2 separate regions of the Mus musculus genome follow, and region 2 is linked to region 1. A link is a loop called in an ENCODE intact Hi-C map of the cell type or tissue named here. Cell type or tissue: left cerebral cortex. All regions are shown on one strand. Links, peaks and the distances in the headings refer to the core of each region. The heading gives the core; the rest is flanking DNA.

Region 1 (16,398 bases), core at 2,806-10,805:
GAATGTTATTTTGGGTCTGGGTTGCCTCACTCAGGATGATATTTTCTAGTTCTGTCCATTTGCCTGCAAAATTCATGATGTCCTTGTTTTCAATGGCTGAGTAGTATTCCAGTGTGTAGATATATCACATTTTCTGTATCCATTCCTCAGATGAGAGACATCTAGGTTGTTTCAAGCTTCTGGCTATTACAATAAATCTGCTATGAATATAGTTAAGCAAGTGCTCTTGTGAGGTGGTGGAGCATCTTTTGGGTAGATGCCCAGGAATGGTATAGGTGGGTCTTGAGGTAGCACTATTCCCAGTTTTCTGAGGAACCACCAGATGGATTTCCACAGAGGCTGTAGAAGTTCACACTCCCACCAGCAATGGAGGAATGTTCCTTTTGCTCCACAACCTTGGCAGCATGTCCTTTCAGTTTTTGATCTTAGCCATTCTGATGGGTGTATGGTGGAATCTCAGAGTCGTTTTGATTTGCATTTCCCTGATGACTAAGGATGCTGAACATTTCTTCAGGTGCTTCTCAGCCATTCAAGATTCTTCTGCTGAGAATTCTGTTTAGCTCTGTACCCCATTTTTCAATTGGGTTATTTGGGTTTCAGCCTCTAGCTTCTAGAGTTCTTTATATATTTTGGATATTAGCTCTCTGTCAGACGTAAGGTTAGTGAAGAACTTTTCTCAGTCTATAGGCTGTCATTTTGTCCTGATGATAGTGTGCTTTGACTTACAGGAGATTTTCAGTGTCATATGGTCTCATTTGTCAATTGTTGACCCTAGTGCCTGAGACATTGATGTTCTGTTCAGAAAGTTGTTTCCTGCATTGACAAGTTCAAAGCTATTCCTCATGTTCTGTTTATTAGATTTAGTGTATCTGGTTTTACATTGAGGCATTGAGGTCTTTGATATATTTGGACTGAGTTTTATACAGGTTGAGAAATATGGATCTGTTTGCAATCTTCTACATGCAGACATGCAGTTAGACCAGCTCCATCTGCTGAAGATGCTTTCCCTTTTCCATTACATGGTTTGGCTTCTTTGTCAAAAATCAAGCATCCAAACATGTGTGGGTTCATTTCTGGGTCTTTGATTCGATCCCATTGACCTACCCACCTGTTTCTATACCAACACCATGCAGTTTTTACTCCTACTGCTTGGTAGTACAGTTTGAAGTCAGGGATAGCGATACCTCCAGAAGTTGTTTTTTGTTCTTCTGTTTTGTTTTTTGTTTTTTTTTTTATTGTTCAGGATTATTTCAGCTATCCTGGGATTTTTTGTTTTTCCATATGAAGTTGAGAATTATTTTTTCCAAGATCTGTGAGGAACTATGTTGGAATTTTGATGGGAAATGCATTGAATCTGTAGATTGCTTTTGGCAAGATGGCCATTTTCATAATGCTAATCCTACCAACCCATGTGCATGGGAAGTCTTTCTACCTTCTGATATCTTTCTCAATTTCTTTCTTCAGATATTTGAAGTTCTTGTCATACAGGTCTTTCACTTGCTTGGTTAGAGCTACACACATGTATTTTATGTTATTTGTGGTTATTGTGAAGGTTACTGGTTCCCTAACTTCTTTCTCAGACCATTTATCACTTGTGTAGAGAAAGGCTACTAATTTCTTTCAGTTAATTTTGTATCCAGCCTCTTTGTTGAAGGTGTTTATCAGCTGCAGGAGTTCTCTGGTAGAATTTTTGGGGTCACTTATTTATATTATCATATCATCTGGGAATATCGATACTTTGACTTCTTCCTTTTTAATTTGTATCTTCTCAATATCCTTTAGTTGTCTTAATACTCCAATTAGAACTTCAAGTACTATATTGAAAAGATAGGTGGAGAGTAGACAGCCTTGTCTTGTCCCCAGTGAGTGGAAATGCATTAAGTTTATCTCCATTTAATTTGATATTGGCTTGCTGTATACTGCCTTTATTGTGTTTAGGTATGCCCCTCATATCCCTGGTTTCTCCAAGACTTTTAGCATGTTGGATTTTGTAAAATGCCTTTTCTGCATCCAGTGAGATGATCATGTGTTTTTTTCCTTTTAGTTTGTTTATATGGTTGATTACATTGATGGATTTCCCTATATCCTTGCATCCCTGGGGTTAAGACTACTTGATCATGATGGATGATGTTTTTGATGTTTTCCTGGATTCTGTTTGTGAGTATTTTTGCATCAATGTTTATAAGTGAAATTGGACTGAAGTTCTCTTTCTTTGTTGAGTCTTTGTGTGGTTTAGGTATCAGGGTGACTGTGACTTTGTAGAATGAGTGTTTGGCAGTGTTCCTTCTGTTTTTATTTTGTGGAACAGTTTGAGAAATATTGGTATTAACTCTTTTTTGAAAGTTTGGTAGAATTCTGCACTTAAACCACCTGCCATCTGGCCCTGGGCTTTATTTTGGGGGGCGGGGGTTGGGAGAGTTTTAATGACTACTTCTATTTCCTTAGGGTTTATAGGACTATTCAGATAGTTTACCTGATCTTGATTTAGCTTCAGTAATTGATATCTGTCTAGAAAATCATCCATTTCATTTAGATTTTCCAATTTTGTGGAGTACAGACTTTTGAAATAAAACCTAATGATTCTTTGAATTTCCTCAGAATCTGTTGTTATATCTTCCTTTTTATTCCTGATTTTGTTAAGTTGGGCAATGTCTCTCTGTCTTTTGGTTAACTTGGCTCAGGGTTTATTTGTCTTGTTGATTTTCTCAAAGAACCAGCTCTTGGTGTCTTGATTCTTTTTCTTTGTTTCTGACTGGTTGATTTCAGTCCCGAGTGTGATTATTTCCTGACCACTATTCCCCCTGGGTATGTTTGCTTCTTCTTCCTTTTTTCCCCCTCAAGCCTTCAGATGTACTTTTAATTTGTTAGTATGATAACTCTCCAATTTCATTATGAAGCCACTTATTGCTATGAACTTTCCTCTTAGCACTGCTCTCATAGTGTCCCATAAGTGTGGGTATGCTGTAGCCTCACTTTCATTGAATTCTAGAAAGTCTTTAATTTCTTCCCTGACTCAGTGATCATTGAGTAGAGTTGTTCAGTTCCACGAGTATGTAGGCTTTCTGTTGTTTCCATTGTTGTTGAAGTCTAGCTTTAATCCATGGTGATCCTATAAAATTCAAGGGGCTATTTCAATCTTCTTATCTGTGTTGAGGTTTACTTTATGACCAATTATATGGTCAGTTTTGGAGAAGATTGTGTGAGATGCTGAGAAGAAGGTATATTCTTTTGTGTTTGTGTGAAATGTTCTATAGATATCTGTTAGGTCCACTTGAACCATAACCTCTGTTAGTTTCATTATTTTTCTGTTTAGTTTCTGTCTAGATGACCTGTTCATTGGTGAGAGTGGGGTGTTGGGGTCTCCTATTATTAATGTGTGGGATTCAATGTATGATTTAAACTTTAGTAATGTTTCTCTTACAAATATGAGTGCCCTTGCATTTGATGGACACTTAGATGTTCAGAATTGAAATGTCTTCTTGGTGGGTTTTTCCCTTAATGAATATGAAGTGTCCTTCTATGTCTCTTTTGATTAATTTTTGTTAAAAGTCTATTTTATTAGATATTAGAGTGGCTATTCCAGCTTGTTTCTTGGGCCCATTTGCTTGGAATACCTTTTTCTAGCCCTTTGTACTGAGATAATGACTATTTTTGTTGCTGAAATGTGTTTCTTGTATAGAGCAGAATGATGGATTCTGTTTACACATCCATTACGTTAGCCTGTGTCTTTTTACTGGGATATTGAGCCCATTGAGTCTATTGATGTTGAGGGATATTAATGACCAATTATTGTTATGTCCTGTTATTTTGATGTTGGTTATGGTTAAGTGCTTGAGTGTGTGTGTGTGCACGTGTTTCTCTTCCTTTGGTTTTAATGTTGTGAAATTAATTATTTCTTGTGGTTTTATTATTTTACTTTAGTATAGTTAGCCTATATTGGGTTGCAGTTTTCTTTTCAATATCCTCTGTATGTCTGGGTTAATGGAGAGATATTGTTTGGATTTGGTTTGCCATGGATTATCTTGGCTTCTCCATCTATGGTGGTTGAAAATTTTGCTGGATATAGTAGATTTGGCTGACACCTGTGGTCTCCTAGGGTCTGCAAGACCTCCACCAAGACCCTTCTAGCTTTGTCTCAGATGAAAAAGTGGGTGTAATTCTTATAGGTCTGCTTTTGTATGTTACTTGGCCTTTTTCCTTTAGTACTTTTAAATTCTTTCTTTGTTCTGTATATTTAGTATTTTGATTATTATGTGGCAGATGGATTTTTTTTTTCTGGTTCAATCTGTTTCGTGTTCTGTAAGTTTCTTGTACCTGTGTAGGCACTTCTTTTTTAGATTAGGGAAATTTTATTCTATGATATTGTTAAAGATGTTTTCTGGCCCTTTGAGGGGGGAAATCTTCTTCTATTCCTATTATTCTTAGGTTTGGTCTTTTTATAGTGTCCCAAATTTCCTAGATGTTTTGTGTCATGAACTTTTGAGATTACACATTTTTTTTACTGATGTATTGATTTCTTCTATTAAATCTTCTACACCTGAGACTCTCTCTTCCATCTCCTGTACCCTGTTGGTGATGCTTATGTCTCTAGTTCCTGTTCTCTTTCCTAGTTTTTCCATCTCCAGGTTGCCCCAGTTTGTATTTTCTTTATTGATTCCATTTCCCTTTTCAGGTCTTGGACAGTTTTATTCATATCCTTCACCTGTTTGAATATACTTTCCTGTATTTCCTTAAAAGATTTATTCATATCCTCTTTAAAGGCCTCTATCATCTTTATAAAATTGGATTTAAAGTTCTCTTTTATGTTTCAGTTTAATTAGGATATCCAGGGTTTGTTGTCGCAGGATAGCTGGACTCTGGTGGTGCTATATTGCTCTTGGTCTTGTTGATTGTGTTCTTATACTGTTCATCAGGCATTTGGTTTTCTCTGGTGTTGGCTGGATGATCCCGATGGCAGCAGGACTTCTCTCAAAGATAGAGGGAGCCATGGACCAGACAACGAAGGTCAGGGAACTCCACTCTACAGGCTGTGTCATGGGTGGACCCTACTCTTCAGGATGTGTCCAAGTCAGACCCAGCTGGGGTATTGGGCAGATCCAATAGGATGAGTAGTCAGGCAGGATTCCAAGATGGTTAGTTTTGGGGCCCCGAAGGTTTCCGCAGGGAAACATGATGCTCTTGGGGTCCTGCAGGGCTCCTTCAGACTGAGGAGCAAGGCCAGAGCTAGATAATGGTGCTCAGGGGACCAGTGAACCACTCACTTCTCACCATGATAGTTCTTTTATTCAATAAAATTCCACTCAAGTCAGTTCAACAAATATTTATGGAGACTCTGTAGGACAAAGCACTATTTTACATAGAATACATTTGTAAGCAACACAGTTAAAAGTTTATTGTCTTTTTCTATATATGACAAGTTAGTAAACTATATAGCATATAAGACAATAAATACAGTGGAAAATGTAGGACTAACTAAGGTGGCTATTAGAAGTACCAAACATGGACTTCAGTTTTATGTAGGGTGTTTGGTTAAAGCAAGTCTTCCTGAGATGGCAAGTAATCAATATTCCAGGAAGTGTGATGATCAGTGCACTCTGAAGCAGGAGCAGAGTGTCAGGTGAGAAACAGAATACAAACAACTGCTATTCACTTCTGGCTGCTGAGAGAGATAAACACCAGATCCTGGAGTATCCAAATAGGCTGAGAGAATTCAGGTTGAAAAGAAAATAAAGAGACACTGCCCAGACCATGATTTAAGGCAGGTGGGAGAAAGTTGTTCCAGATGTCAGAGATGAGGAACAAACGGGAAGGACACTGGTAATTCTAAAGGGTGGGGTGCCCCTTCTCAGGCCACAGCAGCTCTTGTCTCAACTCTATTCTTGCTTTCTGGTCAGAGCTTCTGAGCTAGGCACCTGCAGCCTCCCTCACACAGGAATGGCTGTGCACAATAGACCTGTCCCGTGCTTGATTGGTATCCCTGAAGTATATCAACAGAACCCGAATGATCTTGCTCCAAGGCCACTAGAGCCACCAGAAAACTGACTAAGCTCTCTGTGGGAAGCAGAATCAACCAGAAGCCACTGGGTTAGTCAGGGTTGCTTTCCCACTTCTCATAGCTTCACTTTCTCTCTCAGCCTCAGTCCCAATAAATCGAGAGTTCTTCAATATGAGGAACCATGTTAAAATGCACATTTCATGTGCTTCTGTGAGGGCCTGAGAATCTATGATTCTAAGAAAGCCCAAGAAGACGTCGGTACTCCATGCCTGGAGCCAATTCTGAGTACCAACAGGCCAGCTTACCTACTTCTTTAGCATATTTTAAAAGAAATATAGGAAGATGGTCAGAGACACTCAACTCAAGAAACATCAGCCTGAAAAATCACCTTCCCAGACCTCTGTTTCAGACCTTGGTAAGGTTTTTATTCCTCTGAGTACATAGGTTTTTCTAAAGGACACAATTTTTGCTGGGATTGAATTTTTAAAATCTGAAACCATGACCTGATACCTCTGCCTTTGTCTCAGACTCTTTAGCTTTTCCTCTTTTTCTCCAGTAGATGGAGATTGGGTTGCTCAAGTAAGATGCAGATTCCTGTGCTCAAGAGATCCACCTGCCTCATTCTCTCGATAGCTGGGCCTGAAAGTGCAAACTACTGTGCTCAGATTCTCTCTTTTGATAGAGAATTGGCTTTATGTGTCTATTGTTCCTGAGCTAACAAGTATCTGTGTAGGAAGATATATTGGCTGCATCTTTAAAAATAAGGAAAAATGTATTAATTTTTTATTGGATATTTTTTATTTACATTTTAAATGTTATCCCTTTTCCTGGTTCCCCCCTCCCCCAGAAACTCACTATCCCATTCCCCCTCCCCCTGCTCCTATAAGGGTTTTCTCCCCACCCACCCACCCACTCTCACCTCCCCACCCTGGCATTCCTCTACACTGGGGCTTAGAGCCTTCACAGGACCAAGGGCCTCTTCTCCCACTGATGCCAGATAAAGCCATCCTCTGCTACATATGTGGCTGGAGCCATGGATCCCTCCATGTGTACTCTTTGGTTGGTGGGCTAGTCCCTGGGAATTCTGGTGTGAGTGGGGTCTGGTTGGTTGATATTATTATTCTTCCTATGTGGTTGCAAATCCCTTCAGCTCCTTCAGTCCTTTCTTTAACTCCTCCATTGGGGATCCTGTGCTCAGTCCAATGGTTGACTGTGAGCATCCGCCTCTGTATTTGTCAGGCTCTGGCACAGACTCTCAGGAGATAGCTATATTTTTTAAAGATTGAAAACATTTTAAAATTATGTGTATGTGTGTGCCTATATAGGAATTTATATTGTAAGTGTAGGTACCCGTGGAGTCCAGAAGAGGGCATTGCATCCTATGGAGCTAGAGTTACAGGTAGCTATAAAGTGCCTAACATGGGTGCCTGTAGCCAAACTCAAGTCATCTATAGGAGTAGTGCATACTTTCGACAGCCAACAATCTTGCCAGTGCCAAGATATTCAATTTTTAAAATCAAAGCAGGAACAAGAACATAAGCCGTGAAGAAATCAGAAAGAGGGAAAATGACAAAGACAATGCAGAAGTTAATAGAGAACAAATATAAAGTTACTGACAGGCTTTGCAAAACTTAACATGTGTTCCCTTGAAAAGAATAAAAATAAGTAGGATGGGAAACATTTTAAAGAGTATGTTATAAGGGATACTACGAAGACTGACAGAACTGAAGATTTGTTAAATCTTCATGGAAATTCACTAGTTAGAAAGGAGTATGGGGGCTGGAGAGATTGCTCAGTGGTTAAGAACACTTGCTACTCCAGGAAACCCAAGTGTGAGTCCCAGCACCCACATACGTGGCTCACAATCTCCTGTAGCTATACCTCTGAGAGACCTAGTCTTTGATGGCGCGCGCACACACACACACACACACACACACACACACTGCACATAATCATATAGACATAATACAAGTATACGTAAATAAAAATAAATCTTTTAAGAAAGAGTTTAATTAGAGGTACCCTGCATGGATGGACAGTGCTGCTTCCAGAAGGCACAAGTTGTTGCACGAAAATTCCAGCAGAAGATATGTGCCCTCGGTTATTCACCATAACTACACGACAAAACTCTGTTGCTGAAGACATCACACGAATCTTAAAACAACCAGTAAACTCACTCCTTTCTGCCTGGCTTCTATTGTGCCAGGAGGTGCTATTCAGGCTACTGGGGGGAGAGAAGACACCAGCTGTCTTATCCAGTGCTGGAGCCTGCTTACTGTAATATTGAACTGCTTGGCAAAATATGCCCACAGGTACGATGGTTATATGAGTCTTACAGGTTAACAAGATGCTTTCTAGTCAGATTGAAGCCTGTTTCACAGGAGGGAATGCATGCCTAGTACTGTAAACACCATCAAAGCTCAGTTGGATTGAGTTTTTCTATGACTTTTTGTAAAGATCAGAAATGGTTATATCTTATATTATTTAAATTATCTCAGACTGTGAAAAAAGATGGAGGATTTGACAGTTTCAAAGATTTTCATATATATTTAACACTAGGTAACCCAGTTTAAACAGAATAATAAAACTGATAAAGAATTTCTGAAAAAAAATTATTATCACCACCGCGCAGCATAGGACTTAAGGGCTGAGAATCCTTGGATGTTAGAGAAACTACCAGTATGGTTCATTTCATCAGCAAAGTAATTGAGGATAAACACACATTCCATCAGTAGCTTCCCAGAAGGTAGCTGAAAGCACTCTGTTGACAATTGTGGCCGGGGTTGGGGAGGTGGGGTGGGGTAGGCATCTTAGAATATCATTTTGAATAGGAAACAAAACAAGTACTATAATTAAATGTAGGGTATTGCAGCATGTATGTAAGACTAACGAATATAAAACAATGGCTTATTCTCTGGAGATTCATACCTAAATATCATACAATTAAAATATATATATAAAACAGAGTGGATATTTGCCAGTTTCAGAGCAACAGAAATAACCTTTATAGTATTGACACTACTCACCAACAGAAATGGCTAAGGACCTGAACTATTTGAGGCCATCCCAGGCCAGCCAGTTGCAGCTTTGGGTGTGACTTTGGTCAAGCTGCTGAACTTCTATTCTTCATGACTTTTTTTTCCCCTGAAAACTATGGGCTAATAAAATCTACTTTGTAGAATTAGATGGCTGGGGGATGAGGAACTGGGGATAGCCACTGGAGGGTCCCAGAAGTCAGGGAAGTGAGAGGCTCTGAGGACCCAACAGGAACAACCTTAGCCAAAATGCGCTCATTGAAGGGGAGATAGAACCTGTAGAGACCACCTCCAGTAGACAGGCATGGACCCCCAGTCGAGGAATGGGGCCACCAACCCATCTCAAAGTTTTTCACCCAGAAATGTTCCTGTCCAAAGGAAAGACAGGGACAAAAAAAAATGGATCAGAGACCGAAGGAATGTCCATCTGGGGACCGCCCCACCTGGCGATCCATCCTGTCTGCAGACATCAAACCCTGACACCATTGCTGTTGCCAGGAGGGGCTTGCTGACAGGAACCTGGTATGACTGTTCCTTGGAAGGTTCAGCCAACAACTGACCAATGCAGATGTGGGTGCTTGGAGCCAAACCATCAGACTGAGCTCGGGGACCCTGGTGGGGGAGCTGGTGGAAGGACTAGAGGAGTTGAGGGGGATTGTAACCCCATAGGAAGAACAACATCAGCTGGCTGGATCATCCAGTGCTCCCAAGGTCTAGACCACCAACCCAGGAGTGTACATAGAGGAATCCATGGCTCCAGATACATATATAGTAGATGTCCTTGTCTGACATCAATGGGAGAAGAGGCCCTTGATCTTGTGGAGATTTGATGCCCCAGCATAGGAGGGTGTTGGAGTGGTAGGGTGGGAGAGGGTGGGTGGATGGGGAGCACCCTCATAGAGGTAAAAGGGAAGTGGGGAGGGCAGATGTGGGAGGGGGTTTGTGGAGGGGTAACCAGAAAGTGAGCTATCATTGAGATGTAAAGGAATGGAATGAGTAATTAAAATAATAATAATAATAAAAACAACCTCACAAGAGAGCCTGAAGCAGCTCCTGGGTCAATGTAAAGATGTATTAAGTGATAGCAGTGATAACATCTGAACTATTGTACCGCCATCTTTGCTGCTCCTTCAGCTTTACCTGGGAATTGTGCAGGAAGCCAGAGCCATGGGGTTTAACTGGAATCAGAGGAGGAAACTCCAGCAAGGACAATACAGAAGCTTAAAAGAGAAACAAAGGCCTTAGCAAGCATGCTTTGTCAGCTAATGGACTGCCTAGTAACTATTTACATACAGAAGAACACAAATTTTAATTAACATGTTTACTCAGTCTATATCTCATTATTATGAAACTAGATCTATAAGTCAGATGGCTAAGAGCAAATGGCTATCCTTTAATATTGGAGAGTTGTTTTAACTCTTCCAAGGATTGTTGACTTAAAATCCTGAGACTAAATAATGCTTGCCATGTGATAGAACCTTACAAATGTATTTATACTGGGATGCCATGTGCCCATTCACTATGCATAAAGGAACAAAATCTGGAAATTGCGACAGCCATACAGATTGTGTTTACCACCAACCTCATGACACTTAAACTTTTTGTGATCTCCTGGATCTACTTCTATCTAACTACACTACAATAAAAGAATTGTTTTTTGTTTTTGTTTTTTAAAATGAGCAGCCCAGATTAAATATTAATGTAAATTATTTATTTCTTTGTCGAATTTATCTGGGGGTAAGGGGTGGCATGGGCACGTGTGGAGATCAGGTAACAGCCCGTGGGAGTTGACGCTTTCCTGGTACCACATGGGTTCTGGGAGTCAAACTCTGAACACCAAGGCTCGGCAGCAGATGCTGTACTTATTGAGCCACCTTGACAGCCCAAAGTATCCTTGTAAACCAAAACACATTAGCAATCTGCAGTATTCGCAGGCATCTAGAGGATGTGGAAATTTATGTACGCATAAAGAGCCTGCATGCGAATTTACATAGAGGCTTTATTCATGACTGAAAAAAAAAAAACCAAACAAACCTGAAAGCCAGGGAGATGTCCTTCAGTAGGTAATGAATAATGAAAGCCCAGTCCTCACAGATGATAGATTATTACCCAAGGCTGAAAAGATAAAGAAAAGTAAAATGCATATTGCTAGGTGAGAGAAGCCACTGGGAAAGATGAACACCCTATGACTCCAACTTCTCTTTCAGAATGACAAATCTGTGGAGATAGAAAAGAAAAAGAAGAAGAAGGAGGAGGAGGAGGAGGAGGAGGAGGAGGAGGAGGAGGAGGAGGAGGAGGAGGAGAAGAGGAAGAGGAAGAGGAAGAGGAAGAGGAAGAGGAAGAGGAAGAGGAAGAGGAAGAGGAAGAGGAAGAGGAAGAGGAAGAAGAAGAAGAAGAAGAAGAAGAAGAAGAAGAAGAAGAAGAAGAAGAAGAAGAAGAAGAAGAAGAAGAAGAAGAAGAAGAAAAAGATCAGTGGTTGGGCCAGGCTGAAAGGAGAAGAAGAGCCAGAGTGCAATCTCAGGGCAGTGAAAACATTTCTTGGGATAGTGTATTTGTGGGATGTGCGGCCATTATTAATCTCTTAGGATATACAACACCAAGGGTGAACACTGATGTAATCAGTTCAGGTTGTGCACTGCCGCAGCAAGACGTCGAGTATGAAGAAAAACCTCTGTGTGCTTCAGTTAGTTCTTGGTGAACCTAAAATAGCACTAAAGTTAAAAAGGAATCTTACAGAACCTTTTAAAAATGCACATTTCCTGGTCTACAGAGCGAGATTAACTTTAAGGCCAGTGCAAAAGCCACGCTACTGTTTGGTAAGTGAGATGCAGTCCAACATCAAAACCAAAGAAAGCCAAAATTAAAGGCAGGTAGGTAATGGACTTCCAGAGGTTGGGTCTTGCTCATCTACAGATGTTTCTGTCTCCACTCAGAGCCCCAAGGTCTCACCCATCTCCTTTGCTACACAAAGAAACTTTTAAATTCCCCCAGTCAGTATCTGTCTTCTTTTTAAAACCTTGAGTGAGACTTAAGTGGATTCAATGCAACTTGGATTCATTGATCCCATTGGGTTCTTTTCAGTTTGGTAATTTTGGTCATGTACACAGGTTTGTCCCTAGAGTATAAGAAACCCTATAATGAAGGAGAAGACATGTCTTTTCAGCTGCTTTATTCATTCAAATGTGGGTTCCCTGTTGGTTAAACTAATCCAAGAGAGTTACTTTGTTTCTGTTCCCTACAGCCACATGGATATCACCATGTCTGAGTTTGTAATACAAGTGGAGTGAAAGGAAGAACTAGAGGTGGTCATATTGCTAGCATTCTGTGGTAGGGTAGGGTAGCACCCTTCCTTACCAACAAAAACCACCTGGCCCAAAATGCTAGTAGCATTGGAGTTGAGAAACATGATACTGAATCAGTAAGATGAGCCTACCGGTGATGATACTATCTGAGTACATAGTCTCCCACTACACTGTTCTTATATGCAAGTCCTGAGAACAATTTACGACTTAGCATCTCCTCCCAAAATAGTGCTTTAATTGAACCCAGTGTTTTTTGTTTTGTTTTGTTTTGTTTTGTTTTGTTTTGTTTTGTTTTAAGATGGTGATGATGGCACGATGGCTTTATTTTTACCTAATTTTAAAGACACATATAATTGAGGAGTTGGTTATGGTATTTTAATATCTTGATATACAAAATGTATATTCCTCATTTTGTTTTCATTGAAATATATTTTCATTATTTCCACCTTTCCTTCCCTCCTAATATCTACTCACCTTAAACTCTTTCAAATCTATGGCTTTCTTTTCCTTTATTATTGTTGTTATGCATGTGTATTCATAAATATTTAAATACAACTTGCTCTCTCATTAGAGTTGCTTGTATGCACATGATTTCAGGGTCGACCACTTAGTGTTGTATACCCAATTAACAGTTTAATTTGGTTTCTAAAACTGAGCCTGGTTCCAGATTAGTTTTACCATAATTCTCCACTCAGCACAAGGAGGCTAGGTGCTCTGAGTATTATCTCTCATGGGTTTTGCCAAGCTTAGGGAATAAGACTTGACAACTTTTCCACGAAGCAAATACCGGCTCTGGGGAAGAGGAAACAGATCCACAAATTATGAAGCCTAAAAGCAATATTCTTTTAGCATTGAAAATGGAATCCCAAATTCCATTTAGGCTAGGGTTAGGTTAGAGATAGGGTTTATTATTTGTTTCCCAATACGAACTAAAGCAATTATATCATGTGATTAGATTATGGGTCTGAAGAAATGTGTGAATGTTCTATGCCAGGTCTAGGTAAATGCGAAATTAATACAAATAAATAAGACTTAAAATGAGGTGATATGGGTGGGAGAAATAGTTCACAGGTAAGAGCACCCATTCCTCTTGCAGAGGACTCATGCTTGCTTCCCAGCACCCATGCCAAGCAGTTTAATATCTCCTGTAACTCTAGCTTCAGGGGACTGTTACAGGATTTTCTCTTCCAATCACATTAGGGCAGCGAGAGACCCATGATTGGACAGGGAAAAGGAAGGCGGAGCTAAGAGTGGCATTGGGGGAGAGCGCCTTAGCGGAGAGAGGAAGGAGAATTGAGGTGTGTGTAAACCAGTGTGGCTTGAAGCAGCCACAGTTATGATATCATAACAGAACAATTGGGATAAAGCTTTTATCACTATCAATTGGCTCTAAAATTATTGTATTGTCATCTTGTAAATTGTGATTTTTATTGATATATAAGTCTGATTGGTTGACTATAAGCTTTAAGAGTTTTAATTCTACCTGGTAAGTGGGTGTTGAGATGGCTGACTGTGGGGTGCGTGGAGTGCGTGTTAGCGAGAAGAACTCAAGGGCCCCACCAGAGAGTTGGCAGATGGAGAGACCACCGAGTTGAGTTGACCTGGTGGGAGCCTTGTGGTCTGGCGGGGCCAGAGAATTGGCAGGTTGAGAGAAGCAGGAGTGCAGAGAGTCGGCGGGTTCGTTTTTTTAATATTTCCCACAACAGGGGGACCCAACTCCTCTGAGCTCCAAGAGTGCCACCTTCGCATGCACATACTTCTATATACATACACATACAGATGTGTACATGTATTACTTCAATATATTTATAGTAACTTTAATATATGCATATAAATTTAAAAGGTGATAAAGATTTTGGACATACATGTATACACATGCCCCTATACTCATGCACCTGCATACAACATACACTCTCACACACTCACACACACTGAAATGGAAATATATATATATATAAATGGATACAGAGAGCAGGTGTGATATGGCCCTTACCTATCTATGAATGAGACCTTTGTTCAATTCTCATCACTAAGAAAAAAAAGAATGAGGAGAACTCACAGGAGGACAATCTCAGGAATAATAAGTGTGAAATGCTGGGTATCGTTACTTTGCCTATAGTAATCAGTATATTGCATCTATATGTACATATGTTTATGTTTTAGCATGTAACATGCATGGCTATGCATGTGTGTATGTCTGCATATATGTAGCATGTATTCACCATGTAATATATATGCCTATGAATCTCATGTGGAGGCTAGGCCTCCGAAATGAACAGAAGCAGCACCCCCTCTAATGCATTCACTTTCAAGCCCGGTAGAGCACAAAGCATCTCTCTTCTCTAACAACAGGCAGCCAACGACAGTGCCCTGCTTAGGATACTGGAAGACTCTGGTGATGAATTACATAAAGTTTACAGAGCTTTCCGTCTTTGTAGGTGTATTGTTCAAGTGTACATGTTCTAATCTTAACATGCACTGCAAGAGTCTGAAAGCTGAAAAAAACCCAAGTAAGAAAGGCTCTCAAGTTTTACTGAGGTTTAACCAGCACTTGCTGTGTAAGGTTGGTAAACAGCACTTAGTTTAATCTTTTTCTATGGGTAAAATGGAGATGACACTGACTTCCAGGGTTCTCAAGGTGTCTAAATGAGGTGCCAAGCATGCACTTGACACTATATGAACACAGTTCCTGATAAAGCGATATTGATGCTTTTATTGATAGAGGTCTGTGGTGATTCTGTAGCTTAATAAAAACAGTGATGCTTAGAGCTGTCCTTTCAGATTTGGATTTAACATAAATAAGAGCCAAGTTTGCACTCTCTTAACTTCCCACGTGATTTTAAATCTCAACCAGATTTGGAAATAAAGTTATATAAATTTCTGGGTTAAAAAGCAAAAAATTTAAGTCATGCTTTATTTTTGAAAGCATCTTAAAATGGAGGGCCTTTATTTAAACTCTATCAGAATTTGTAAACTGATTATCCCACTTCTTGGTTAGAAACTGAGTCATCACCTATGTTCTCACAGATGATACCAAATTCTTCTGACTAATATAGTCCAAGATTCCTGATGGTTTCAGTTTGTATATTTACCTTCATTTAAATGGTCAGTAGTTGCGTTTCACGTCATTGATGTAACACAAATAGAGTGACCATCAGTGATTATAAATAACATATATGAGTCAAAATATATGTGCATATTTATATGTATATTTTTGTGTGCGCATGTTTGTGTATGTGTGTTTGTGTGTAAGAGTGTATGTATAAAAGAGTGTGTGTTTGTTTGTGTTGTTTGTGTGTATGTCTGAGTGTATATGTGATGTATGTATGAGTCTCTGTGTGTATGTGGTGTGTGTGTGTGTGTGTGTGTGTGTGTGTGTGTGTGTGTGTGTACTTATTAGTTGGGGTATTAACTTCCAATTTGTCCCTTTCTTCATTCCCTTCAGACTCTCTAAAGGAGAGCTGAGGCTACTGGTTTTAGAAACTCAATATTAGAAAAACAATCCTTCATCTCTCTAGTTCAGAGACTTTTCACCTTGTCTGGTTTTAATTAATTATAATAATCACATTAACCATCAAGGAGACATCCTAACTTTAATTAACTAGAGAGATATTGGCAAGAGACTTAATTAAATGGTAATCAGATTTAAGGCAAAGTTATTAAGATGTGATTATAATGTCATAGTTCATTATCCCGAAATTAAGTATATCAAGAAACAATTGTCTAAGCTTTCAATTTATTTCTCATCATTTATAAAGCAAAAACTTGAGTCAGCACCTCAGAGAACACAAACTGTATTCTTAGAACATTTTTATAATTAAGGCTACCACAAAGAATTTGTGAACCTTCTGACACGGAATGAGCCAAAATGAGACGCTGCAGACAAGGTGGCTTCTTCCAGCTTTTGTCCCTATACTTTGGGCTTCTGAATTCTACCACTTTTCTGTATGTTAGTATCAAGAGGGCTTTGAGCCCTGCAAAGACTGAGGGAAACCTGACCTCCGAGTGCATTCTTCACCCGGGGCTTGTTGGCTTTGATGTATGCTTTAAGCTTATTAACATCATT
Region 2 (16,398 bases), core at 5,179-13,178, 290 kb after region 1:
TTATATAAGTGTTATCAATCATTTAGTTGTTACATCAAAGAACTTAAATATTTTTAGTGCTGTGCTAAATTTTTTAGGGAACTATAATGGATCATATTTTCAGTTTACTGGGAAGACAGAGACATACTTAAATCAAATAGTATAAAAACTTTATAACTACACAGTAAATTGTACACTGTAGACAGTAGGTATCAGAGAAAAAGATGATGGGAAAAGGGATAAAGAAAGCTTGGGGAAATGTGTGGGTTGCAACATTGTTGCAACCTATCTGTCCCTGCCCCGCCCATGCCCCACCCCCACCCCACCCCCTGTAAAAAGGTGGGTTTTTTTTATTTTTTTATTTTTTTTTGCCTAGAAACTGCTTGTGGTAATTACAACAACAATAGTAACTGATTACATACCCAGTTACCAACTTGACCTGGTGAGTTGCTTTTTTTTTAATAGCCCCTATTTTTCTTTTTTGAGATTATAATTTGATTACATTTTCTATTCCATTTCCTCTCTCTAAACCCTGTCATATAGTCCTTCCCCATTCTCCTTCAAATTCATACCCTCTTTTTTCACTATTTGTTACTGCATGCATATATGCATATATATATATATATATATATATTCCTAGGTATACTCTGGTCAGTCTGTATAATGTTATCTGTACATACATTTTCAGAGCTGATCATTTGGCACTGGACAACTACTGTACTCTTCCCTGAGGAAGACCACCTACCTGCCCTGCTCCAAGATTTCTTCAGTAGCTTAGTTCCTGGTGTAGTGTTAAGGCCTCATGGGCTCTTTTCTCCATCCAGTCTGTCATGTTCCTTTGTAACCCCTCTACTGCTCTTCCTCCTTGTGGATGTCCACTTTATACCATGGCATGGTAAAAAGCTAAGTTCTAATCACCACGTGGCAAATGAGAGACTATAACAAATGTACTTTACAAATAAAAAAAAAAAATAGCCGCTGGCAGCTGAAATAATTTGACTTATCTCATGAATTGTGGTTTTTGCCTAGAAACTGCATGTGGCAATTAATAAATAATAATAATAAATAATAGTAACAACAAGAATAATAATACTGATTACATCACAATTACCACCTTGACCAGGTGACTTGCTTTGGATAATGGAAGCAAGTAGAATGAACGAATTTTGACTAACTAGCCATTCTAAATGTGCGTGCCTGGTTCTCCAAGCCTCTAGCATCTCTGCTGTCTGCTATGAAAACAGTATATTCTGGATATGGCACAGAAACTACCCTAAACAAGCCAAGGACAGTCACACTCACTGAGCGACGATGATCAGAACACAGAACTAACTTCCTATACAAGAAAAATCAAGCAGTTAAATCTAACCTAGGAATGTCAAAAGGATACAAGTAAGTGGCATGTCCTCCATCTCAGAGTCACCCTGAGTCTGCTGCATTGACGTCTGTCATTCAGTTTACCTCATGAATGACAGGTACATCCCCCTGATAGAGGGAGAGATCTTGGCCCTAGCCCCAAGATAGTTTGTCTGGGAATTAATTACTCCTGGTAGGCAGACCTATGAGCTGTTTACCTTGTATGGAAGGAGAAATAGAATCTGCCTGGGTTCCTGTGCTGTAGACAGTGGATTAACTGGATGATCTGGATCCCAGGAAAAGCAAAACTACAAGATTAGAAACCAAAAGAGCATAAGACGAGTAGATGAATTTATTAAAATTGCCACAAAGAGCCCCATGCTTCACACTGATGCCCAACAACAGCCCCCCCACTCTCTCTCACACACCACACACACACACACACACACACACACACACACACACACACACTCACACAATGTCCAGGTTCCTTCCCCATTGAGCCTTTTGTTGATACAGCCACTCCATGATGAATATGGGGTCCAGGCTTCGGTGTTATACATAGACCTAACTAATGGTATGAAGTCCCTCCCATTAACACAGGTCTAGGTCCTGCTCCTGCTGGATGCTCAGTGTGCTAGTAGCAGAGGCCAACTCTGAGATCTGAGGTAGCACCACCCCTGGAAGGGAGTGGCAAGCTCTTCATTAGTGAGTTAATGACCTCAGACCTTGTGTTCTGAGGAGGAAGCAGACGGTCCTTGCTAAATTGTTATTCCAGGTATGGTTTCCTTTCTTCATCCCACCATCATTCCAAGACCCTACAGAATATCTGGTGTATCAGGAGAAGATGCCACATTGCATCACTGCAGACCAAGATACCCATTTTACCATGAACCTACTGAGAAACTAACTCTAAGCCTCATTTGCCTCTTTCTTAAAACAAGGGATTTCATGATCTGTTAAATTAGCTTTCTTGTTGCTCTGACAAGCAAGGGACAAAGGGTTTAGTTGCATTCACATTTTAAGGACCTCGTGGTGGCCAGAAGAGCTCTCTACTGTGGCATCAGAAGCATGAGGTGGGGAACTGGAAAGAGGGCTCAGAGGTTAAGCACACTTGTTGCTCTTGCAGAAGACCCAGGTTTGACTCCCAGATCCCACTCAGTGACTCACGGCCATCTGTAAGCTCATTTCCAGGCGCTCTAACACGAATGCTTATGGTGCACATACATCATGCAGTCAGAACATTCATATGCATCGAGTAAAATAAATAATTCTCAAACAAATGATTAAAAACCGAAACAGGAGATTAATCTATAAATTCCTAATTAATTTCAGCTCTGTGCCCTATATTAACTGTTTATTTTCTGTCCCTGCCCACAAGCTGGAGGACAGAGCAGAGTGAGGGAAATACGTTCCTCAAACCCAGTGAGCGTCAGTCACTTCATTGGAAGAGTGAATTCAAAGATTACTCATACACAGACACAGCCTCACCTGCCAACTTACAGCCTTCTGTTCTGCTGGTCTCTCCACCTCCCAATACAAAAGGAAACCACTTTATGATAAATGTGTCCTTATTGTCCTGGGGAGAAAACTTAAGTTTTAGAATGTGGTCGAACAGTTGTAAACTTGGAAGCCAAATCAGCCTGGTCCTTGGCTTAGTTCCTTCTCAAGCATGAAGAAAAGGCAGAAAGGTAAAGAAGCTATGCAAAACCATTTGCATCCTTAAAATGGTGTGTGTGTGTGTGTGTGTGTGTGTGTGTGTGTGTGTATGTGTGTGTGTGAGTGTGAGTGTGTGAGAGTGTGTGTGTGTGAGTGTGTGAGTGTGTGAGTGTGTGTGTGTGAGTGTATGTGTATGAGTGTGTGTGAGTGTGTGTGAGCGTGTGTGTGTGTATGTGTGAGAGTGTGAGTGTGTGTGTGAGTGTGTGTGTGAATGTGTGTGTGTAAATTGTAAATGTATGAAAAATTAGAATAGATAGATAGATAGATAGATAGATAGATAGATAGATAGATAGATATCAACAAAACTATCTTTTCCAAAACAACTATTCAACAAGGCTTGGGGCTGGCGGAGGTGGGGGGAAATAAAGACAGTGATAGTTCTTAAGGAGTTTTTCACTAACCTAACGAGTTTAATGGAACTAGATTGTATAAGTTTTCTTCAATCTTACGTGGCTAAATAAAAGACACTTATTTCCTTTCTTTAAAAACCTATTCACATTAGATAACTCCAAACGCATTTTTCCTATAAATATCCAGCACCTGATTCTGGCCCCAGTGGTTTGCCAACTCATAAAAGCCAACTGATGAACCACACTTGTCAAACTACTTATTAAAAATTAAAAATTAAATAAAGTATATTAAACACTCCCTGAAAAATACACACACACACCTGTGGCATGCAGGTGAACTGGCCCCAGGACATGAGAGCAGGAGATCTGTCCCTGCCCCACACCTGGACAAAGTGGAAGGACCAGCCCTGGTGGCTCAGGTGCAGGAGAGCTAGTGAGCTGACCAGCTCAGCCCCAAACCCACCCAGACCCAGAACCAGGGCTGTGAGTTGGCTCACACCAACATCTACGCCATCTACAAACTGTTGGAGAATTTAAAGAGTCCAGTCCTGCAGATCCAAAGCTGCAAGTTCTTCATGACGCAGAGCAACAACAGGATATCCAGAAGGAGTCCCTGGTGAGGATCCAGTATTGATAGAGTAGCAGAAGCCAGAGGCCTTGAACCAGACCAGTGACTCATTGCCATGAACATTTGCAAGTAAGCTATTTGGACAAATAGGGTATACTGTATAACACACCTGACATACAGCAGCTTCCACAGCAAGATTTTGTTTTGTTTTGGGGGAGAGCAGATATGAAGAGATGGGGAGATGTGTTATAGTTAGACCTGGTTCTTCCTGCCAGCCTCATGCTCTCAGAAATAAAACTCAAAATCAAGATATATTTACAAATACCTTGGCCATATAGAAAGGCTCTCTTCTGACTAGAATCATAAATTAATGCATTTGTTTTAACTTCAATTCTGCCATGTGGCTGGTTTCCTGTGCTCAGGTACTATGTATCCATCTCCTCACAACTTCCCAGGATGATCTTACCGTGCCTGGCTCTATTCCAGAATTCTTTCTCCTTCTGAGTGGCCCACCTTCTATTTTCAGCCTAAGCCATAGGCCATACTTTTTAATATGTATGGATACAAGTGATACATCCATACAATCACAAGATATTCACTCTACAGAGATGAGTGGGGTTGGGGTGTGTGATGTGAAATTCACAAAGAATTTAAAGGTTTTTTTAAAGTACGTTAAATGTAATAGTGGTCTGATTATCTGTGCCTTTAAGTTTGTTGAATCTACTAGTTATAGCAAAGCCATCTTATGAGGCAGGGGGAGGTGGGACAGGAGAAATGAGAAGCTGGCATGGGTTGTCTGCTATGCCACTGCTGCTGTACTGCTTGTGACCTCAGTGAGTTCACACCTTTGGGTGCTGAGGTACCCATTAGCAGCCTTCTTAGCACCACCACATCAATGCCCTGAAAAAGCTCAGTCACCAAGAGGCTCAGAATTCTCAGAAGGCATATTTCTCTCTGGGGTTTGACCTTATCTTCTATTTTTTCCTCTCAAAGATAACAATATTGCTGTGCAGCTTCTGAGAATTCACTGAACTAATCCATTATTAATGGAAAATAGATGCCATGATGAGAACAATTGAGCTACAATAGAATCCACCCATCATTCATTTTATTTTCCTATCCCAACATTGCTAGTGGGTTTCACAATGGATCACGGGCTTATGATATCACTCCATAGAGACAAATGCTTTTTTCACTGCAGACAAGAACACAACCAACCAAAGAACTGATTCCACCCAAGGATCAGTAAGACAGAGCAGCAAGGAAACATGCTTGCTGCCAAGCTTAAAGACTGGAGTTCAATATTAGGGAGCCACATAGTAGAAAGAGAAAATGAACTCATGTAAGTTGTCCTCTGGCCTCTGCATGCACATTGGGGCACATATGCAGAAGACACACACAAACACACTCACACACATACACAAACATACAAACATCACACAAACACACAAAATCACATAAACACAAACAGACTCAATCACACACATACAAACATACACACATACACAAACTCACACACAAACACAGGAACATACACATACAGTCTCACTCACACATGCTAACACTCACACAAATGCACACTCTTACACACAATTAAATATAGAAAACTATATAAATTAGAAAATTTTATATAATAAATAAATTTTTGAAAAAGAAAACAATTTTATGCAAACCTAGCTTGATGGTCCAGTGAGTTTATTAGGGTTTCTTAGGGATCAGGGGCAACTTGTAGGTTGATCTCATTACAAAATGGCTCCTCTCCCTCCCAACTGTTAACCACTTACGTATCTCCAGAGTTGTGGGGCCTCATATGACCCTACCACAATGAAATGTTAACAAGCCTAATGTTGTGAGGGTCTGGCACAGTAATCAAAGTTGCCCTGACTTCAGGAGTCGTGACCACGTCATACCCAGGGGACAGAGTTCTATAACACTAGGCTATGTTATTATTAGTTAAGCTCTTAAATGTTCTGAAGTTTCTATGAGGTGTAACCGTAACTATCCACACTGCATGGCCTCTTTTCCTGAACTTCTCCTGAAGTTCTCCTCGGAGCTCACAGACATCACCTTCTGTCTTAGGCCCTCTAACCACAGACCCTTTTCACAGATCTGATTGAAGGATAATCAGAGACTAATTCATCAACTCCTCCTCTTATTTCTACTTATTTACACTCTGTGCTCAAGTTCACACCACATGCCACCTGTTCCACCTGTCCCTCCTCACCTGGCTCTCCTGAGTCCTGTGCAGACCAAGGGTTGGTAAAGACACTCAGTGCTCTTTGGCGTGGGGCTTTCACACTAGGCATACTGTGCTTCTGCTTCTGTGGGGAAGATGTGTTCCTCTTGATGATCATGGGATTTTGCAGGCTCTTGCTTTTAAAGAAAAATTCATTAGTTTATATAATCAAGAGCTTTGATGTACTTGATTCTAAAGCCCAAAGTCCTTGTAATATAAGTACTATACATTTTATGAATAATACCCTTGTTATTCTTAATAATCCCACTTTTAATTTACTTAGAGGTGGGGGGATTACAAATAACAAGGTCTGAGAAGCACCTAAAGAAATGTTCAACATCCTTAGTCATCAGGGAAACGTAAATCAAAACAATCCTGAGATTCCACCTTACACCAGTCAGAATGGCTAAGATCAAAAACTCAGGTGACAGCAGATGCTGGTGAGGATGTGGAGAAAGGGGAACACTCCTCCATTGTTGGTGGAATTGCAAGCTGGTACAACCACTCTGGAAATCAGCCAGGCAGTTCCTCAGAAAATTGGACATAGTACTACCTGCAAACCCAGCTATACCACTCCTGGGCAAATACCCAGAAGATGCTCCAACATATAACAAGGACACATGCTCCACTATATCCATAGCAGCATTATTTATAATAGCCAGAAGCTGGGAACAACCCAGATGTCCCTCAACAGAGGAATGGATACAGAAAATGTGGTACATTTACACAATGCAGTACTTCTCAGCTATTAAAAACAATGACTTCATGAAATTCACAGGCAAATGGATGGAACTAGAAAATGTCATCCTGAGTGAGGTAACCCAATCACAAAAGAACACACATGGTATGTACTCACCGATAAGTAAATATTAGCCCAAAAGCTCGGAATACCCAAGATAAAATTCACAGACCAGTATTGAGACCCTGCAGCGATGCTGAGCAGGTTTCTAGGCCCGCGCTACCGGGAACTGGCCAGAAACTGGATTCCCACAGCCGGCATGTGGGGCACTGTGGGTGCTGTGGGACTGGTGTGGGCCACGGACTGGCAGCTGATCCTGGACTGGGTGCCTTACATCAACGGCAAGTTTAAGAAGGACGATTAGGCAGCCCCTCCCCCACCACAGGCCTCGATGGTACCATGTGCCGAGGCCTCAGACACAGCGTAGTCCTGTGGAGGACACTGAGGAAGCTGGACACTGGAGAGGTCTGCACCGCTCAGGGAGCTTCCGCGTTGACAGACACTAGGGCTGCCTTGATAGGTGCAGCATTAAACCTTATTCTTATGCCTTGGAAAAAAAAATTCACAGACCACATGAAGCTCAAGAAGAAGAAAGATCTTGGTGTGGATGCTCCAGTCCTTCTCAGAAGGGGGAACAAAATACTCAAGGGAGGAAGTAGGGAGACAAAGTGTGGAACAGAGACTGAAGGAAAGGCCATCCAGAGACTCCTCACCTGGGCATCCATCGTATTTACAGACACCAAACCCAGACATTATTGTGGATGCCAAGAAGTGCTTGCTGACAGGAGCCTGATATAGCTGTCTCCTGAGAGGCTCTGCCAGAGCCTGACAACTAGAGGCAGATGCTCACAGCCAACCATTGGACTGAGCACGAGACCCCAATGGAGGAGTTAAAGAAAGGACTGAAGGAACTGAAGGGGTTTGCAACCCCATAAGAGGAACAACAATATCAACCAACCAGACCCCCCTAGAGCTCCCAGGAACTAAGCCACCAACCAAAGAGTACACATGAAGAGACCCATGGCTCCAGCTTCATATGTAGCAGAAGACGGACTTGTCAGACATCAATGGGAGGAGAGGCCCTTGGTCTTGGGAAGGCTGGATGGCCCAGTGTAGGGGAAGGCCAAGGTAGGGAGGCAGGAGTGGGTGGGTGGAATAGGGGGAGGGAGGATGGTATAGGGGGGTTTCAGAGGGGAAACTGGGAAAGGGGATAACATTTGAAATGTAAATAAATAAAATATCCAATTAAAAAAATAACAAGTAAGAAATAGAGTTTCACTATCACTGCCTTCCTTTTTACTGTGAATTTTTCATCTGTCTCCCACACTCAGCCTTTGTTTGGAGAGCAGAGGAAGCTCTCAGCCCTCAGCCCTCCCTTGCTCTGTATGGCACGTGGCTCCGGTCATGGTCCTGTGTCTTCTTTGTTTTCTAAGGCACCTTTCTCCGATGTATAAACTTAGAAAAGGTATGGGAAGACCGAATAGACACCAGGGGCAGAGCTCCTCGCCCTCCAGAGAAAGTCGAATCTGCTGAAGAGGCACTGGGGCCAGGTGGCTGGATGTCAGGACCACATCTGCCTCTTACTATTTGGTATTACCACAGGGAAACTGCTTAATCTACCTTAATGTCAGCTTTCTCATTTATAAAACAGCAAAAGTTGTAAGAGTTAAAAAGATATCAAGGTGTCCTGACTCATCAAAGCGCTTGTCCATCTGACTTGCCAGTATCAGTGTGGGGGAGACTCTGCGCAGACGGAATAGAGACGTTGCAACCTGCATCTCCTCAGCACTTTACATTTCTGGGCAATGTCCAAGAGCCTAAAATGGCTCGGCAAATTTAAGATGATAGTACAAGGATCAGAGACAAGAGGACTTAAGAACCACCTACTGAGTCACCCCAAATGCAAGCCATGATGTGCCAATTCTAACTAAAAATAGGAAGGGGAAGGAAAAAAAAAAAAAACTTGCCTTTGGAAATAAAAAATCTAATCTTACCAACAGTGGCCCAGATCCCTTACTTCCTATTTCTGTTTCCCTTTCCTGTCAGTAAATGATAATAATAGCCTCTGTGCAGTGTGGCTGTGAGATGCAGCCACTCCCTCTTCAAGTCTCCCGCCTTCCCTGGCAGTCTGTTACTCGGGTCATTGAGACTGAAGCCTCCGCCTCTACAAGAGCCACAGCCATGTGTAAGTCCGACAGATCTGGCTTAGCAGCACGCTCTTTTTGCTGTTTACAAGAATTGTGAAGAGTAACAGTATCTCGTGGGTGTCTCAAAACAACACTGCACAAGTAAGAGTGTTTTAATGCAGAAACGAATGGTTAAGAAGTGTCCGTATTCTTAGACTGAGAGCCATTCACAATCGTCTGAAGATCTTGTTTCAAAGAAGCTGCCTCAGTGATCAGCTGCTCTCTCTCATCAGACGGGTTACTCACGTTGAATTTTCTGATATTTGGGTTGGAAATAAAGTCATCACTTTTTAATCTGAAATATTAATTATTAATATTTAATATTTGAAAATCTCTTTATTTTATTTTTTATATTCATTTGTTCTCTCTCTCTCTTTGTGTGTGTGTGTGTGTGTGTGTGTGTGTGTGTGTGTGTGTGTGTGTGTCTGTGTGTCTGTGTGTCTGTGTGTCTGTGTATGTGGAGACCAGAGGACAACCTCAGGGAGCAGGCTCCCTCCTTCCACCACGTGGTCCCAGCGTGGAACTCAGGTGCTCAGGTTTGGCAGTGAGAGCCATCGGAGCCATCTTGGCAGCACAGAAACATCCTCTTTAAAAATGTCTAAATCAAAAAGTAAAAATTGCTTTAACACCCATTCCATCCTGAAAAACAGCTTCAACTGCTGATTGCTGCAAATATAGTTTTGGGGTGCCCTCTAGTGCTGAAATATTGATAATATACCAACCATGGCTCTAGGAAATCTATACTGAACACACCCTCTAGTGTTAGAGTAAGACCAGACTAGGCTCAGGACACACACACAATTATACAAACACACACACACACACACACACACACACACACACACACACACACACACACCACACCACACCACACCACACCACACCACATACCACACCACATATCAGCCCATATAATATAGCCACAAATAAAGCCACAGAGTGAAGTCTGGAATAAACTTCTAATCTGTCCAATAATAGGTGCTTCTATTCAGCTCAAAGGACCATTACCCTACCTAAAAGATAAGGCATCAAAAACTGACCAGAAAGCAATGGATATGTGCAAACTCTTTGACAGAGAATTTAAAATGGCTGGGTCTTTTTGTTTGTTTGTTTTGGTTGTTTTTTGTTTTTTGTTTGTTTGTTTGTTTGGGTTTTGTGGGGGGGGTGGGTTTTTTGTTTGTTTTTTTTTATTTTTGTTTTTCAAGACAGGGTTTCTCTGTGTAGCCCTGGCTGTCCTGGAGCTCATTCTGTAGACCAGGCTGGCCTCGAACTCAACTGCCAGAAGTCATTGAGGAAAGGCTAAAGACAAACAAGTAGGTTTTCTGGAGATGGCCCACTGCTTTGCACAGCTGCAATGGGTAAGCTCTGATTTGCAGGATCTTCAGAGATTTTTATCCCAGGATTTCTTCTTCCTGCTGGTATGCCTTTCCTGTCACTATTACATAGCCTAATGATTCCTGGGTATTAGCCTACCCTGTTGGGCAGATTCCCTGCAGTTCAATAAAGATATCTTATCACGTAATAGTGCTGTGTTGACAAACTGAAATTTTTATAGTTCCTGATACTAGGTTTATGGAATTCCTAAATTTACACAAGTAACTTCTGACTCTCTGAAGAGCTGCAAATAGGGCTCTGTAAACCTTTATGTGTTACAGGCTGATTGCACTAGAATAAGAAAGCAGAAAAGATTGGGACAGATTTATGACCAAGGAAAAACATTCATTTAGGCCAGGTCTAAGGATGAAGTCACAGTTGTCACCAGGCCATGTGAAACTGTTGTTTTGAACTTACAATGAGCTTATAGAATGAAACTCTGCTTTGAACTGATAACACCAACATCCTTCTGTAACGCCCCTTTTGTGTAACATTTCATCTATGAGGTAATTTTTTTAAAAATTGCCTACAAAGGTATAAGAAAGTATAAGAAAGCCAGAGAGAAGAATTAAAGTATGGCTTGGGGGCTCTGCCCCATTCACCAAATGTATATATGTATGTCTGTTTGTCCCTACATACGTGTGTGTGTGTGTGTGTGTGTGTGTGTGTGTGTATAAATATGCATAAGCACTTGTAGAGTTGATGAGATGGGTGGTATGGCCGGAGCAGGGTGTGTGTGTGTGTGCTTGAGTTCTCCCTTTCTTTATTTTCTTTTCTCTATGGTTCATGAAGGGTTACCAAGCTGCAAGCCTCTTGCCTAGCCAGCAGGAGCCTCCTGAGCAGCATTTTTTCTTAAGCCTTTTTTCCTCTTAATTCCCTGATGATGCCAGCAAGAGTTTATTACCAGAAGCCAATGGCTTTTCATCCTAGAAAAGCAAAGAGTTAAGAACGGCAAATATTATTATAAGTAAACAATTTTAGTCCTCGAAAAACTCAGTTTTTGCCCCTGAAATCCGCTAATGCTACCATCGCTATTTTCCTCAATACCTGGTGCTGGGCAGGTTCTGATTTCCATAGGCACCACATGGGTGGTTGCATTCTCCTCTCTACTGGAGGACTTTTCTGCTGTCTTTTTGAATAAGCTTTCCACCTTCTGGCCTCTGGCACATGTGGTGCACATACATATGTGCAGACAAAACACTCATACATATAAAATAAAATAAATAAATCTTAAGAAAGAAAATGAAAATAAAATTCATAAATTCATCAGAGACAACAGATAGCAAATTTTTAAAATCAAATCTTCAAGCAGAAAAGTACTTAAAATTGAATGTAAAATATTATATACAGCGTCATTATCAGACTCAAATAAACAGAAGACCATCTAATGAGCTCAAAAATGGGCTATTTGAAAATATATAACTTAAAGAGAAAAATGAAGGAGATGGACTAAATAAATCCTTTGGAAACTACAGGACAGAAATACAAGAACAAACATTCACATTGCTAGAGCCTTTGAGAAGGCCAGAAGGTGGAAAGCTTATTCAAAAAGACAGCAGAAAAGTCCTCCAGTAGAGAGGAGAACTCAACCACCCAGCTATAGAAGGAGTACAGAGGTACAGGTAACCAGTTTAGTTCAGGTGTGGGAAATGGTTCACTTGGCAAACTGATTTCCTTGCAAGCACAAAGACCTGAGTTCATTCTTCAGAACCCGTGAGGAGAAATGCCTAGACTGGTAGCATATGCATTTAATCCAAGACCTGGGGAGACAACTCCCTGGTGCTCCTTAGCCAGTCAGCATAGCCTACATGAGGAATTCCAGGCCAGTGGGAGATCTTGTCTCATAGAAGGGGACAGCATCCAAGGACACTCAGTGTCATCCTCTGCTACACACACACACACACACACACACACACACACACCAAATACACACATACACATGTGCATGTACACACATGATCACACATGTGTATACCACACACATAAGAAAGAGGGGGAAACCCCAAATACTATGCATGCGATCCAACTCACCTGACATTAGGCCTCTCAGCAGACACCCTACCTGACAGCAGGGAGTAGAATGAGATAGAATATACAGAAAGACAAGAGCTGTCAACCTACCCAACAAAATGATCCATGGTGCAAACACCGTGCATGGAAGAACTATATCTTTAGAGTGAAGATCAAAAAGAAATATAATATCTACATCAGTATGCTTAAAACATAAAAATGCATGTAGAATGGATATTAAAACTCTATACGGTGGGTGGGGGCTAGAGAGATGGCTCAGCAATTAAGAGCACTGACTGCTCTTTCAGAGGTCCTGAGTTCAATTCCCAGTAACCTCTTGGTGGCTCATAACCATCTGCAATAGGATCCAATGCCCTCTTCATGTGTGTCTGAAGAGAGTGACAGTGTATTCACAACATCAAATAAATAAATTTTTAAAATCTACAAGGTAAACACTTGTAATCAAAACATGCTACTAGGAGCTGGAGAGATGGCTCAGTGGTTAAGAGCACTGGCTGCTGTTCTTCCAGAGGATCCAAATCCCATTCCCCACACACACATGGCAGCTCACAAACATCTGTAACCCCAGGTTTGGGGGATTTGACTGCCTCTTCCTGACTCTGTGGACATCTTTGGGCACACAATGCTGCACTAACATACTTGCAAGCAAACACACACACACACATACACACACACATACTTTTTTAAAATAAAAATGAAAACACAACTAGAGAAAAATCGCTTAATCACAACTAACTGTACAAAGGGGGAAAGAAAATATCTATAGATATACCAGGAAGCTATAATAAGCTGGCAGTGATAATATATAAGCTAACAATAGTTACCTTAAATGTAAGTGAATAAAAATCTCCAATTTAAAGATGGAGAGTGATTAAATGGATCTTTAAAAAATACAAACTATGTAGTTTGTATGAAGAGGAGATAGAAAGCTCTTCATCTCATGATGGAGGTGTGGATTCAGCCACAGGTAATAGTGATTATATGTAAATATCGATGCTATGTTTAAAAAGTCTGTTCAATAAGTCTGAAGGAAAATATATACTCCAATCCAATAACAATACATGACTTAAACACATTACTGTCATTGTGGATGAATCATCCAGGCAGAAAACCAGTATACCAGAGATAATTGCATCTAGGCAAAATGAACCTAACAGACATCTACAAGGATTCTGCCCAACAGCTACAAACACACGTTCTTCTAAATATCACACTTTACATTCTCTGGGATGTGTCATATGACAGGTCATAAAACAACAGCTTCCAACCTTTTTAAAATTGAAACCATATCACTTTTTCCAACTAAAAGACAATAAATCTAAAAGCTAGTGGCAAGAAAAGTTTTGTGAAGTATACAAATATGTATAAAGTAAACAACTTCTTAATAACTAAATGACTCAGTAAAGAAACTAATAAAGATGTTTTTGGTTTCTTGGGACAAGTGATAATGAAGATATCACATACCAAGAGATTTGGGGCACAACAAAACTCATACTAAGAGATAAGCTGGGTCGCCATCTTGGTTCCGGGACTCAGCAGAACTTAGGAAATTAGTCTGAACAGGTTAGAGGGTGCACCAGAGAACCGGACAGCTTCTGGGACGGGCAGAAGCACAGAGCCGCTGAGGCAGCAGCCTGGGCGGGCCGCAGACAACCGGCCACCATCCGGACCAGAGGACAGGTGTCCGCCTGGCTTGGGAGGCGGCCTCAGCCTCAGCAGCAGCGGTCGCCATCTTGGTTCCGGGACTCAGCAGAACTTAGGAAATTAGTCTGAACAGGTTAGAGGGTGCACCAGAGAACCGGACAGCTTCTGGGACGGGCAGAAGCACAGAGCCGCTGAGGCAGCACTCTTGGCGGGCCGCAGACAGCCGGCCACCGTCCGGACCAGAGGACAGGTGTCCGCCTGGCTCGGGAGACGGCCTCAGCCTCAGGAGCAGCGGTCACCATCTTGGTTCCAGGACTCCCTGGAACTTAGGATTTTAGTCTGCACAGGTGAGAGTCTGCACCACAGAAGCTGACAGCTTCTGGGAACTGCCAAAGCAACACAACTTCTGAGAGAGGCCCTGTTTTGGGCCTTCTTCTTCGACCAGGAGGAGGTCCAAAAACAAAATATCTGCGCACCTTCCCTGTAAGAGAGCTTGCCAGCAGAGAGTGCTCTGAGCACTGAAACTCAGAGGAGAGAATCTGTCTCCCAGGTCTGCTGAGAGACGGTAACAGAATCACCAGAAGAACAATCTCTAAACAGAGTCAAATACAACTACTAACTCCAGAGAGTACCAGATGGTGAAAGGTAAACGTAGGAATCCTACTAACAGGAACCAAGACCACTCACCATCATCAGAACCCAGCACTCCCACTTCGCCCAGTCCAGGGCACCCCAACACTCCCGAAAACCTAGACCTAGATTTAAAAGCATATCTCATGATGATGGTAGAGGACATCAAGAAGGACTTTAATAAATCACTTAAAGAAATACAGGAGAACACTGCTAAAGAGTTACAAGTCCTTAAAGAAAAACAGGAAAACACAATCAAACAGGTAGAAGTCCTTACAGAAAAAGAGGAAAAAACATACAAACAGGTGATGGAAATGAACAAAACCATACTAGACCTAAAAAGGGAAGTAGACACAATAAAGAAAACTCAAAGTGAGGCAACACTGGAGATAGAAACCCTAGGAAAGAAATCTGGAACCATAGATTTGAGCATCAGCAACAGAATACAAGAAATGGAAGAGAGAATCTCAGGTGCAGAAGATTCCATAGAGAACATCGGCACAACAATCAAAGAAAATGGAAAATGCAAAAAGATCCTAACTCAAAATATCCAGGAAATCCAGGACACAATGAGAAGACCAAACCTACGGATAATAGGAATTGATGAGAATGAAGATTTTCAACTCAAAGGACCAGCAAACATCTTCAACAAAATTATTGAAAAAAACTTCCCAAATATAAAGAAAGAGATACCTATGAACATACAAGAAGCCTACAGAACTCCAAATAGACTGGACCAGAAAAGAAATTCCTCCCGACACATAATAATCAGAACAACAAATGCACTAAATAAAGATAGAATACTAAAAGCGGTAAGGGAAAAAGGTCAAGTAACATACAAAGGCAAGCCTATCAGAATTACACCAGATTTTTCACCAGAGACTATGAAAGCCAGAAGAGCCTGGACAGATGTTATACAGACACTAAGAGAACACAAATTCCAGCCCAGGCTACTATACCCAGCCAAACTCTCAATTGCCATAGATGGAGAAACCAAAGTATTCCACGACAAAACCAAATTCTCACATTATCTCTCCACGAATCCAGCCCTTCAAAGGTTAATAACAGAAAAAAACCAATACAAGAACGGGAACAATGCCCTAGAAAAAAACAAGAAGGTAATCCCTCAACAAACCTAAAAGAAGACAGCCACAAGAACAGAATGCCAACTTTAACAACAAAAATAACAGGAAGCAACAATTACTTTTCCTTAATATTTCTTAACATCAATGGTCTCAACTCCCCAATAAAAAGACATAGACTAACAAACTGGCTACACAAACAAGACCCAACATTTTGCTGTTTACAGGAGACACATCTCAGAGAAAAAGATAGACACTACCTCAGAATAAAAGGCTGGAAAACAATTTTCCAAGCAAATGGTATGAAGAAACAAGCTGGAGTAGCCATCCTAATATCTGATAAGATTGACTTCCAACCCAAAGTCATCAAAAAAGACAAGGAGGGGCACTTCGTTCTCATCAAAGGTAAAATCCTCCAAGAGGAACTCTCAATTCTGAATATCTATGCGCCAAATACAAGGGCAGCCACATTCATTAAAGAAACTTTAGTAAAGCTCAAAGCAC

Evidence for each region. A loop is a pair of places that touch in the nucleus more often than their neighbours do. Peaks named below come from ENCODE experiments on the same cell type or tissue, not always from the same donor. Only the 100,000 strongest peaks of a DNase experiment are listed, where the experiment ranks them.
Region 2: it touches region 1 in a loop (2.6-fold over the local background); 12 of 42 quality-filtered maps call a loop at or near these places.

What each region holds. Positions count from the first base shown.
Region 1 is chr1:166,713,925-166,730,322 of GRCm38, reverse strand. No RefSeq gene overlaps it. Among named protein-coding and RNA genes, the nearest start is that of Fmo9, 40 kb to the right of the region's middle. In left cerebral cortex, for the core only: CTCF peaks have their summits at 6,550 and 7,387 (motif pointing right); no DNase peak of the experiment used is centred there.
Region 2 is chr1:166,422,618-166,439,015 of GRCm38, reverse strand. It overlaps Gm39694 (a long non-coding RNA gene), which reads right to left and starts at 6,338. Exons shown (of 3, transcript XR_865712.1): 1 at 6,197-6,338; 2 at 1,554-1,643. It also overlaps the pseudogene Gm16418. In left cerebral cortex, for the core only: a CTCF peak has its summit at 9,820 (motif pointing left); DNase peaks (open chromatin) are centred at 8,371, 8,814, 9,047 and 9,780; H3K4me3 peaks cover 410 bases.